2 separate regions of the Homo sapiens genome follow, and region 1 is linked to region 2. A link is an interaction called in ENCODE POLR2A ChIA-PET data of the cell type or tissue named here. Cell type or tissue: MCF 10A. All regions are shown on one strand. Links, peaks and the distances in the headings refer to the core of each region. The heading gives the core; the rest is flanking DNA.

Region 1 (5,721 bases), core at 942-4,941, 280 kb after region 2:
GCATATATTTAGTTTTTTTAAGAAACTCCCGGGCCAGGCACGGTGGCTGACACCTGTAATCCCAGCACTTTGGGAGGCCGAGGCAGGTGGATCACGAGGTCAGGAGATGGAGACCATCCTGGCTAACAGGGTGAAAACCCGTCTCTACTAAAAATACAAAAAATTAGCCGGGCATGGTGGCGGGCACCTGTAGTCCCAGCTACTCGGGAGGCTGAGGCAGGAGAATGGCATGAACCCGGGAGGCAGAGCTTGCAGTAAACCGAGATCGTGCTACTGCACTCCAGCCTGGGCACACAGCGAGACTCTGTCTCAAAAAAAAAAAAAGGAAAAAAAAAAAGAAACTCCCAAGCCTTTCCCATCAACAATGTATGACAGTTCCAGTTGCTCCATATCCTCATATTTAGTCTTACCAGTCTTTCTTAAGTTTAGCTGTGGGCCAGGTGTGGTGGCTCATGCTTGTAATCCCAGCACTTCAGGAGGCTGAGGTGGGAGGATTGCCTTGAGCTAAGGAGCTCAAGACTAGCTTGGGCAATATAGTGAGACCTTGTCTCTCTAAAAAATTAGCCCCAGTTACTTGGGGGACTGAGGTGGGAGAATCACTTGAGCCCAAGAGGTTGAGGCTGCAGTGACCCACGATTGTGTCACTGAACTTCAGTCTGGGTGACAGAGCAAGACCCTGTCTCAAAAAAAAAAATTTCAGCCAGCCTATCTCATTGTGGGTTTTTTGTTTGTTTGTTTGTTTGTTTGTTTTTGTAGAGGCGGCGGGGGGGGGTCGGGTCTCCCTATTTTGCCCAGGCTGGTGTCAAACTCCTGGCCTCAAGTGATCCTCCCACCTCAGCCTCCCAAAGTGAGGGGATTACAGATGTGGGCCACCACTCCTGGCCCTCATTGTGATTTTAATTTTCATTTCCCTTGTGTCTTACGATTTTGAGCACAATTTCATGTACTTATTGGCCACATGTATATCTTTTTTTGTGAAGTGTCGGTTCATATTTTTTGTCAATTTTGTTGTAATTGAGTCATTTGTCTTTATTAAGTTGCAGAAATTCTCTTATATCCTGTCTACCAGTTCTTTGTCAGGTATGTTTTACGAATATTTTTTCCCAATTTGTAGCTTGCCTGTTTGTTTTCTTAATGGCATTTCTCAACCCAGGAATCTGGGGTTTGTTTGTTTTTTTTTTTTTTTGGAGACGGAGTCTCGCTCTGTCGCCAGGCTGGAATGCAGTGGCGCGATCTCAGCTCGCTGCAACCTCCGCCTCCCAGGTTCAAGCAATTCTCCTGCCTCAGCCTCCTGAGTAGCTGGGATTACAGGCGCCCGCCACTACACCCAGCTAATTTTTGTATTTTTAGTAGAGACAGGGTTTCACCATGTTGGTCAGGCTGGTCTCGAACCCCTGACCTCGTGATCCACCCGCCTCGGCCTCCCAAAGTGCTGGGATTACAGGTGTGAGCCACCGCGCCCGGCCTGGGTTTTTTTTTTTTTTTTTAAACTTTTTATTGACATATACATAAAGTACCCAAACACAAGTATACAGCTTGGCAAATTCTCACAAACTGAACACACCCATGTACTAGAATTTGGTTTAAGAAACAGCATTTCTGGCAAGGGTAGTGGCACATGCCTATAATCCCAGCTACTTGGGAGGCTAAGACGGGAGGATCACTTGAGCCCCAGAAATTTAGGGCTCCAGTGAGCTCTGACAGAGTGAGCCCTGTCTCTAAAAAAAAATACAGAGCATGGCCGGGCGCGGTGATTCATGCCTGTAATCCCAGCACTTTGGGTGGCTGGGGTGGGAGGATCACGAGGTCGGGAGTTCGAGATCAGCCTGGCCAATGTGGTGAAACCCCGTCTCTACTAAAAACACAAAAGGTATCCAGGCATAGTGGCATGCTCCTGTAATCCCAGCCACTCGAGAGGCTGAGGTAGGAGAATCGCTTGAACCCAGGAGGCGGAGACTGCAGTGAGCCGAGATGTGCCATTGCATTCCAGCCTAGGCGACACAGCAAGACTCTGTCTCAAAAAAAAAAAAAAAACCAGAGCATTTCCAACACACCGTAAGTGCCCCCTCATGCTTCCTTCCAAGTACTATCTCTCCCCAAAGGTGACCATTATCCTGACTTCTAACAGCATAAATTAGTTTTGCTTGTTTTTGTGCTTTACATAAATGGAATAATACCATAACTCCTCTTTCATATCTGGCTTCTTTAGCTCAACATGTTTTTTTAAGATTGATCCACATTGTTGAGTATAGCTGTAGATCATTCATTCTCATTATCACGTAGCATTCCATTATGTAACTACACCACAGCTTATTTATCCATCCTACTGTTGACGGGCATTCAGATTATTTCCTTTGGTTATTATGAAAAGTTTTTATGAATATTCTTAAACACATTCTTGCTAAACATATGTTTACATTCTGTTCGGTATGTACAGTCATGCATTACTTAACAACAGTGATACATTCCAAGAAATTCGATGCTAGGTAATTTTGTCATTGTGCGAACGTGATAGAATGCACTTACGCAAACCTAAGTGGTGCAGCCTACTACACATGCAGGCTATGTGCTACAGCCTATTGCTCCTAGGCTACAAATCTATACCGCACGTTGCTGGACTGAACACTGTAGCCAATTACAATGCAATGATAAGTATTTGTGTATCTAAACATAGAAAAGGTACAGTAAGGCCAGGCACGGCCTGTACTCCTGAGTAGCTGTTGGGATTACACCTGCAATCCCAACACTTTGGGAGGCCAAGGCGGGAGGATTACTTGAGCCCAGGAGTTCAAGACCAGCCTAGGCAACATAGTGAGACCTCATCTCTACAAAAAAAAAAAAAAAAAAATCAAAAAATTAGCTAGGCATGGTGGCGCACACCTGTGGTCCCAGTTACTCTGGAGGCTGAGGTGAGAAGATTGCTTGAGCTTGGGAACTTGAGGCTGCAGTGAGCCTTGATCCCACCACTGCACTCCAGCCTGGTTAACAGAGTGAGATCTTGTCTCAGATAAATTTATTTATTTTAAAAAGGTACAGTAAAACCATGGAGGTACAGTAAAACCATGGTATAAAATATTTTCTTTTTAATTATACACCTGTATAGGGCACTTACTATGAAGGGAGTTTGCAGGACCGGAAGTTGCTCTGGGTGAGTGAGTGAGTGAGTGGTGAGTGACCGTAAAGGCTTAGGGCATGACTGTGCTCTACTCCAGATCATATAAACGCTGTATATTTAGGCTACACTAAATTAATTTTTAAATTTTTTCTTTTTTTTTTACTTTTTCTTTTGAGATAGAGTCTCACTCTGTCACCCAGGCTGGAGTGCAGTGGCACAACCTCACCTCACTGAAACCTCCGTCTCCTGGGTTAAAGTGATTCTCCTGCTTCAGCTTCCCAAGTAGCTGGGATTACAGGCGCCTGCCACCACCCCCGGCTAATTTTTGTAATTTTAGGATAGATGGGGTTTCACCATGCTGACCAGGCTGGTCTCAAACTCCTGAGCTCATGATTCATCTACCTCAGCCTCCCAAAGTGGTGGGATTACAGGTGTGAGCTGCAGCGCCCGGCCACTTTTTTTCTGTTCTCTTTTTTTTTCTTTTTTTTTGAGACAGAGTCCCCCTCTGTCGCCCAGGCTGGAATGCAGTGGCGCGATCTCGGCTCACTGCAAGCTCCGCCTCCCAAGTTCACGCCATTCTCCTGCCTCAGCCTCCCGAGTAGCTGGAACTACAGGCACCCACCACCACACCCGGCTAATTTTTTTGAATTTTTAGTAGAGATGGGGTTTCACCGTGTTAGCCAGGATGGTCTCGATCTCCTGACCTCGTGATCCGCCCACCTCGGCCTCCCAAAGTGCTGGGATTACAGGCATGAGCCACCGCACCCGGCCTTTTTTTCTGTTTAAAATTATTTTGGGGGCTGGGCGCAGTGGCTCACGCCTGTAATCCCAGCACTTTGGGAAGCCAAGGTGGGTTGATCACTTGAAGCCAGGAGTTCGAGACCAACCTGAACGATACAGTGAAACCCCATCTCTACTAAAAATACAAAAATTAGCCGGGCGTGGTGATGGGTGCCTGTAATCCCAGCTACTTGGGAGGCTGAGGCAGGAGAATCGCTTGAACCCGGGAGGCAGAGGTTGCAGTAAGCTGAGATCATGCCACTGCACTCCAGCCGGGGCAACAGAGAAAGACTCCAACTCAAAAATAAATAAATAAATAAACATTTTATATTTTAAACTTTTTTTGTTAAAAACAGACACAAACCTTCTTATCCGAGAAAACAAATGGCGGATGATGCCGGTGCAGCGCGGGGGCCCGGAGGCCCTGGGGGCACTGGGATGGGGAACAATGGTGGCTTCCGCGGAGGCTTCGGCAGTGGCATCGGGGGCCGGAGTCGCGGCCGTGGACGCGGCCGGGGCCAAGGCTGCGGAGCTCGCGGAGGCAAGGCCGAGGATAAGGAGTGGATGCCGTCACCAAGCTGGGCCGCTTGCTCAAGGCCATGAAGATCAAGTCCCTGAAGGAGATCTATATCTTCTCCCTGCCCATTAAGGAATCTGAGATCATTGACCTTTCCCTGGGGGCCTCTCTCAAGGACGAGGTTTTGAAGATTATGCCGGTCCAGAAGCAGACCCGTGCCGGCCAGCGCACCAGGTTCAAGGCGTTTGTTGCCATCGGGGACTACAATGGCCACGTCGGTCTGGGTATTAAGTGCTCCAAGGAGGTGGCCACTGCCATCTGCGGGGCCATCATCCTGGCCAAGCTCTCCATTGTCCCCATAAGCAGAGGCTGCTGGGAGAACAAGACTGGCAAGCCCCACACCGTCCCTTGCAAGATGACAGACCGCTGCGGCTCTGTGCCGGTGCACCTCATCCCTGCACCCAGGGGCACTGGCATTGTCTCAGCGCCTGTGCCCAAGAAGCTGCTCATGATGGCTGGTATCAATGACTGCTACACCTCAGCCCAGGGCTGCACTGCCACCCTGGGCAACTTCGCCAAGGCCACCTTTGATGCCATCTCTAAAACCTACAGCTACCTGACCCCCGACCTCTGGAAGGAGACTGTATTCACTAAGTCTCTCTATCAGGAATTCACTGACCACCTCGTCAAGACCCACACTAGAGTCTCGGTGCAGTGGACCCAGGCTCCAGCTGTGGCTACAACATAGGGTTTTTATACAAGAAAAATGAAGTGATTAAGCCTGAAAAAAAAAAAAGACACAAACATACACATTAGCCTAGGCCTACACAGGGTCCAGATCATCAATATCAGTGTCTCCCACCTTCCACCGTCACATCTCATCCCACCAGAAGGTCTCTAAGGGCAGTAACACATATGGGGCCGTCATCTCCTACAATATCAATGCGTTATTCTGGAATACTTCCTAAAGGACCTGCGAGAAGGTATCACTCTGAAAAAATACATGGTGGTTTGCTTGGTTTGTTTCTTTTTCCTTTTCCTTTGTTTTATTTTTGGACACAGATTCTCACTCTGTCACCCAGGCTGGAGTGGAGTGCAGTGGCACAATCACAGCTCACTGCAGCCTCAACCTTCTGGGCTCAAGTGATCCTCCCATCTCATCCTCCCAAGTAGCTGAAGCTACAGGCATGTGCCACCATGCTCAGCTAATCTTTTTACTTTGTTGTAGAGATGGGGTTTCACTATGTTGTCCAGGCTCTTGAACTCCTGGGCTCAAGCAATCCTCCTGCCTTGGCCTCCCAAAGTGCTG
Region 2 (5,721 bases), core at 554-4,553:
GACACGTTTGCATCAAGTTTGCAAAATGGGACCCTCAAAGGATAGAAAACCATGAATTGATGGGCTTGAATTTTTTTTGTTTTTTTGTTTTGTTGTTTGTTTTTTTTGAGACAGAGTCTCACTTGGTCACCCAGGCTCGAGTGCAGTGGGATGATCTCAGAGCTCACCGTAACCTTCACCTCCCAGGTTCAAGCTATTCTCCTGCCTCAGCCTCCCGAATAACAGGTGTGTGCCACCATGTCTGGCTAATTTTTGTGTTTTTAGTAGAGACGGGGTTTCACCATGTTGGCCAGACTGGTCTTGAACTCCTGACCTCAGGTATTCCGCCTGCCTCGGCCTCCCAAAGTGCTGGGATCACAAGCATGAGCCATGGGGCCCAGCCAAATGTTCATATTTTTATTTTTAACTCCCGTGGTTCAACTTTGGGCAAGACAACCTTCTTTCAGTATCAGTTTCCTGACCTGCAAAATGATGCTATTAACCAATTAAGAAAATCGACTAATAACTTAAGAGTTCTTGGGAAAAAAGTTTTCCTATATATAGTATGTGTGTTACCATGCTGACTGTGACTTAGGGCCCTGGTAGTTTCTGTAGCAGGAGGCTGTATGGGTCTGGGGGCAGTTGAGAATGCTAGAGTCGATGACTGGTGTGGAAATTCCCAGGGGGTGGTGACTCTGTTTTTCACCTTGCCGTGTCCAGGCAGGCCAGAGAGAATGAGTACTCAAGACACCTGGCCCAAACATTCATGAAGAAGACACCAAGTCAGAAGAGACTTCCTCCTTTGCATGATCCTGTAAGGACGGAAGAGGTATTTGAGGGAGCTGTATCTCAATCCTATGTCATGTGGTAGGAACCTTGACTTCCTTTAATTCACCTGATTACTGAATCATGATAATAGCTACCATTTTTTTTTTTTTTTTTTAGCTCTTCCCATATGCTAGGAGCTTTAGTATTTATTGTCTCATTCACAACAACCCTGCAAGGTATGTCTTGTTTTCTCCATTTTACACAAAACACAGTTGAGGCACACAGAGGATAAGTAACTGCCAAGGTTTCTTAGCTGGCAAGTGGTAGAGCTGTATTTGAACATGGGTCTGTTTCGTGTCGAAGCCCAAACTCCACATTTCTGGTTTGTCTCTAGCAGATTAGTTTAGACTAAGAAACAGCCCAGGCACTGGGCCACTGTGCTCGCTGACTCTGCCTTGTTCACTTGGTGATGCTGTGTGTGACAGATTAACACTTTATACCTTGGCTTACCTATCAGTCACTTGGGGATTTGGGATTTATGGGAAAAGGCCCTACTCATGCAGGGTAGAGAGATTTTAAGAGATACAGCTATTAGTAATGGCTTTAGAATCTTTTGCATGTAGAAAGTTCCTTAGACTACCAACTAATGAGCAAAGTGACTTCCAAGTTTAAGTGAATTCTATATAAAGAATACAAGACACCCTTGAGGATATAACTGAGGAAAAAGGCCCTGAAATTTTAGTATCCTTGCTTTGGTGGAAACTCAATAGGTATCAAATGAAATAATGAGGTCAGATATGTTACATAATACCCTGATGTTTATCTCTGGTAATTAAGTCTGCAGAAAAAGACTTATTGGAATAAATCTTTTGTCTCTAAACTCTGCTCATATGAAATAGCACCATTTGGCAAAGGCCAAATTCCTGGTGGATATCTCACTGAGGAAGCAAACATTTTCAAGAATGCCAGAGTTAAAGGGAGACAACACACACCCTAAACAAGACTGTGAAGATACTATGAAACTATTCTGTTGAAACCATAAGCATAGTATCTTTTCCAGGGTGAGGGGGTTTCTGTAACTCTCTTGAGTGAAGTCGCTCTTTCTGCAACCCCCCACTTCACCTGCATTATGGATTTGCACATAAAGGAGTTTTTCTGAATCTTCCCTTCTTCTACAGACCAACAATGTTTCCTCTCTCCTCAGAACTCCCACTTGAGGGAGTTGCCAAGACATTCCTCTGTTTGCCCATTAGCAGAGTCAGGGATATCAGAGTATTTGCAAGCCAGCTAGAGAGCCTTTGATGGCTTTTATGTTATGTTGAAAACAAAATGTTGTGTTATTGTGCAAGAGGAAGATTATGTGTGTGTCATCATTTTGTGCTTGGTCTCCTACGTCCAATCCTGCTCTAAGTTGTCATTTCATTTCCTAACCTCCTCCCCTCCCAGTCAGGTATTTCTGTTCCATCCCTGGGTTTGTAGCCTCCCTTTTTTTTTCTTGAGTTCTGTGCAGCTCTGCATTTCAGCAGACGTTTCCTATGTATCAAGCACTGTGCGGGGAGCTAGGGACACACAAGGTAGAATGTGATCCTGGCCTCTGAGAAGCTTACAATCTTGGGAGACAGATATAAACAATCTATTTTCCTTAGAGTTTCCTTCTCCTGAAGCTTGGGCACCCAAACCCATCACCACTGTCCCCCCCTTCAATAGTTTCTCCTGTTTACTTGGTGGGGAGCATTTCTTTATGTATTTGGAGACTTTCTATATTATAGAGTTGCTGTTGCTACAAGTGAAATTAGTCTAGCTTCCTACAGAGAGGGAAGTTACTCTCTCCCTGTTGATTTTCAGAGAAGAAAGAACCCTTGTAAAGATAGATTCCAAACCAAGAGACCCAAGGAGCAAGCGCATTATTGTGCCATAAATAGGCCATCACTTGGGCAGGTCCTGGGACAGCCTGGGAAAGGGGACTCGGTAATCTTAGGGCCCACTCTCCCTTTAATCTGCTCTCCCAGACAAAGCAGACCGGAAGTGTTGACTTTGGCAATAGGGAACTGGCCAATAGCCTGCAGCTCAGTGAATGAAATTAGAATCTTGAGTGGATGGGGAGAGGGAGGTATCTCCAACACTAATAGCAATCAAAGGGTTTGTGCTATGGTTATAATCAGTGTGGCAGAGGAAAGTCAAAGGAATACCATTTCCAATAAACTCAGAGGCGTGAAAAGGCAAATCAATTTTATGAACACCCATGAAATTGGTTGGTTGTGACCACTATGGGTGGAAACACTGAGCTTCAGTGGAATTTCCCTTAATATTAAACCAGGAAACTAGAGTCCCTGGTTATCTCTCTGTCGTATACAGCAGCTGACATCTATTCCTCCTGGGGATTGGGCAGATCTTAAAGTTGATGTCCTAAGCTTCTGACTGGGATCACAGCTCTGGATAGGGGTTGGGTCAGGCCATCGCCTTTAGAAAACCAGTTATTTAGCCTCTCTTTCCAATGGGATTTCTCTGAAACCTTGTTCATGATGATGCCAACTTGTGTCTCCTTGAAAAATCAAAACAATGGAATTAAACTTGGGTGTTCTCCTATAGATCTAGCATTTTATGTCACAGTCAGGGTAGACAAATGTGCTGTTGGCTCCTGGCAGGCTCATGTGCAGCTCTGGAGATGTTCTAAAGTGGGTGCAGTCAACAGCCACCCATCTGCATACTCCGCAGTGGTCTGGTTTAACAATTCTGACCTATCATCCCTCTAAACCTTGAAAACTCTGTGGTCTTGGCGTCCAAGCCATGTCTTCCAGTAGACTCTCACACCCAGAATCAGCAAAACCTCTTTTGTCAGACCATATCTTGAGTTTAGGCTTCAAAAAAATGGCATCGTGGGTTAGCTTTGTGGGGCGGGGTGAGTAAAACTCCAGTCCTGACTTTTAGGGGTATGGCTGGTCTTGGGGGCTTGGCATGGTGGGAAGAAGGGGCCAAGATAGTGGTTGGCATGAGGATATGGAGAACTTTGGAAGCAGAGCCAGAGACTCTGAGGATTGAGGCCCAGGAAAGTTTGGCACGAGTAACAGCTGGGTATTTAACCAGGAACAGTCACTCTATTTTTCTGAGCCTTGGCGGTATGTCAGAGCAACAAGCAGCTCTAGCAGGGTCTACGTCCTTCCTATTGTCTCCACCCCAACCTCACTCATCGTCCCAAACATCTGCTTCCAATTCGGGCCCTTGCCTTCTTGTCTGATTCCTGTACAAACCGCGGGTGGCACGGGTGAGGGGCAGGTCTGCAGGTGTGGACTGGGGAAGAAGAGGAAGGCTCTGGAAGAAGCTGCTTACAGGTTTAGTTTCAGGTCCTGATGAAGGAGTAAGGATTTGATCTATTAAAAAATTTTATATTTGTGTGTGTGTGTGTATACAAAATGTAAACAGTAAGTTGTTTCACTTCCTGGGTAAAAGTAACAATCTGAGGGAGGGAATTGGGACCAGCTGGAGAAGTCTCTGCGCCATCACATGGCCTGCTTTTCAAAGGCAGCACAGAGTCACTCCAGAGGCAGCAAACTGAAGTGATTAGTGCCCACAAGGAGCAGCCGAAGGTGCTAATGAGGTATTAACACCGCTTCTCCAGCTAGCAGCTGTGGATACTCCGAACAGACCAGTGAGGCAGAGCAGCAAAAGCAGCCTGGAACTGGAGGCGGCCAGGAGAGGAGCAGCAAGCCGGTGCCCACAGTCAGCCACGGCACCCTCAGCAGGCCCATTAGGAGGAATTGAGAAGCTTCTCCAGTGTTTGCCCTAAAATCTCAATCCATTTTAAGTGACAGAAAGTGACAAAAAACACCCCAGAGGAAAATACTGGGGCCTAAGGGAGTAATCTCAGAACTCTTGTAATAATAATAATAATAGCAGCCAACATCTAATACATGCTTACTCTGTGCCAGGCCCTATTCTAAGCACTTTGTCTGTGTTAATTCATTTAATATTCACATCATTCTATAAGCTGAAGACAATCATTATTCCCATTTTACAGATGAGGAAACTGAAGTACAGAGAAGTAAGTTGCGCAGGATTACATGTCCAGTGGATGGATGTAGGTGTCAAATTGGCTCTGACACGTTTTCTCACACAAGCCCAAAGGAGGTGGAGTTAGGGGCAGGACAGACAAGTCTGGAGAACACTGGTAAGAGAGTTGCTAGTGTTCTGTTCATCCTCTAACCCAGGGAGACATTGTGTAGGTCTGTGACTTCTGGGACCCCAGGGAGCCAGTCTGGCCGGCACTTCTTTGTCCAGTCCTGCTGCCTGGTGCCTCCTGAGGTTTCTGTTTCCCAATCAGGGTACGGGTTCCATTCTCCACCTCCCTCTCCAGGGCAGGAGGCACCCTCCATCCCTCAATCCAAATAAGCTGGGAGAGATGCCTCAGGGAGTTGGCCAGGCTCCAGGCCCCTGATGGGAAGTGGAAGAAGACACTTACTAAAGGGCAAGATCTGGCCAAGACCTGTGGGCTACCAGGATCCCCATTAAACTTCAAAGCTGAGCGCTGAGGCCGAGCCCATCATTTGACTGGCAACTCAGGAGCTGGTTGGACAGACCAGCTCACCGTGGCGGGCCTCTGTCTTGCAGAGAAGCAACCGTGTGGATAGTGACAGGCCACAGGCCTCTTCCAGCTGTTGCTTCCAGGGCTGAGCCAGAGGCCACTTTCCATGGGCACAGCCCATTTTTACTAAGATGAAAGGTTCTAGGAGGCTTACCTGACCAGGCCAGAGGCCCAAGGACGGTGGCTGTGAAGCACCACCAGCTCTCAGTGAACGTGGTCTGAACCATCTCAGCTCGTTCCTGCCTTTGTTCCTTTACTTGTTCTGTGCACTCTGCAAGGAATGAGGCCCATCCCGTCCTTCCTCCCTGCTACCTCCCCATCCTTCAAACCTGGCTCGTGCCAGAGGATATGAGGATTAAATAAGAGAACTCATGAAAAGTGCCGGTACTGTGTCT

The links. ChIA-PET counts read pairs that join two places held together with the same protein. Peaks named below come from ENCODE experiments on the same cell type or tissue, not always from the same donor. Only the 100,000 strongest peaks of a DNase experiment are listed, where the experiment ranks them.
Region 1: POLR2A ChIA-PET joins it to region 2 with 5 read pairs; 2 of 35 experiments call an interaction of 5 or more read pairs at or near these places.

Annotation. Positions count from the first base shown.
Region 1 is chr14:74,377,162-74,382,882 of GRCh38, reverse strand. It overlaps the pseudogene RPS2P2. Among named protein-coding and RNA genes, the nearest start is that of VRTN, 32 kb to the right of the region's middle. In MCF 10A, for the core only: no CTCF peak of the experiment used is centred there; a DNase peak (open chromatin) is centred at 2,512.
Region 2 is chr14:74,652,141-74,657,861 of GRCh38, reverse strand. It overlaps LOC105370567 (a long non-coding RNA gene), which reads left to right and starts at 338. Exons shown (of 2, transcript XR_007064268.1): 1 at 338-808; 2 at 4,364-5,721. In MCF 10A, for the core only: no CTCF peak of the experiment used is centred there; a DNase peak (open chromatin) is centred at 2,111.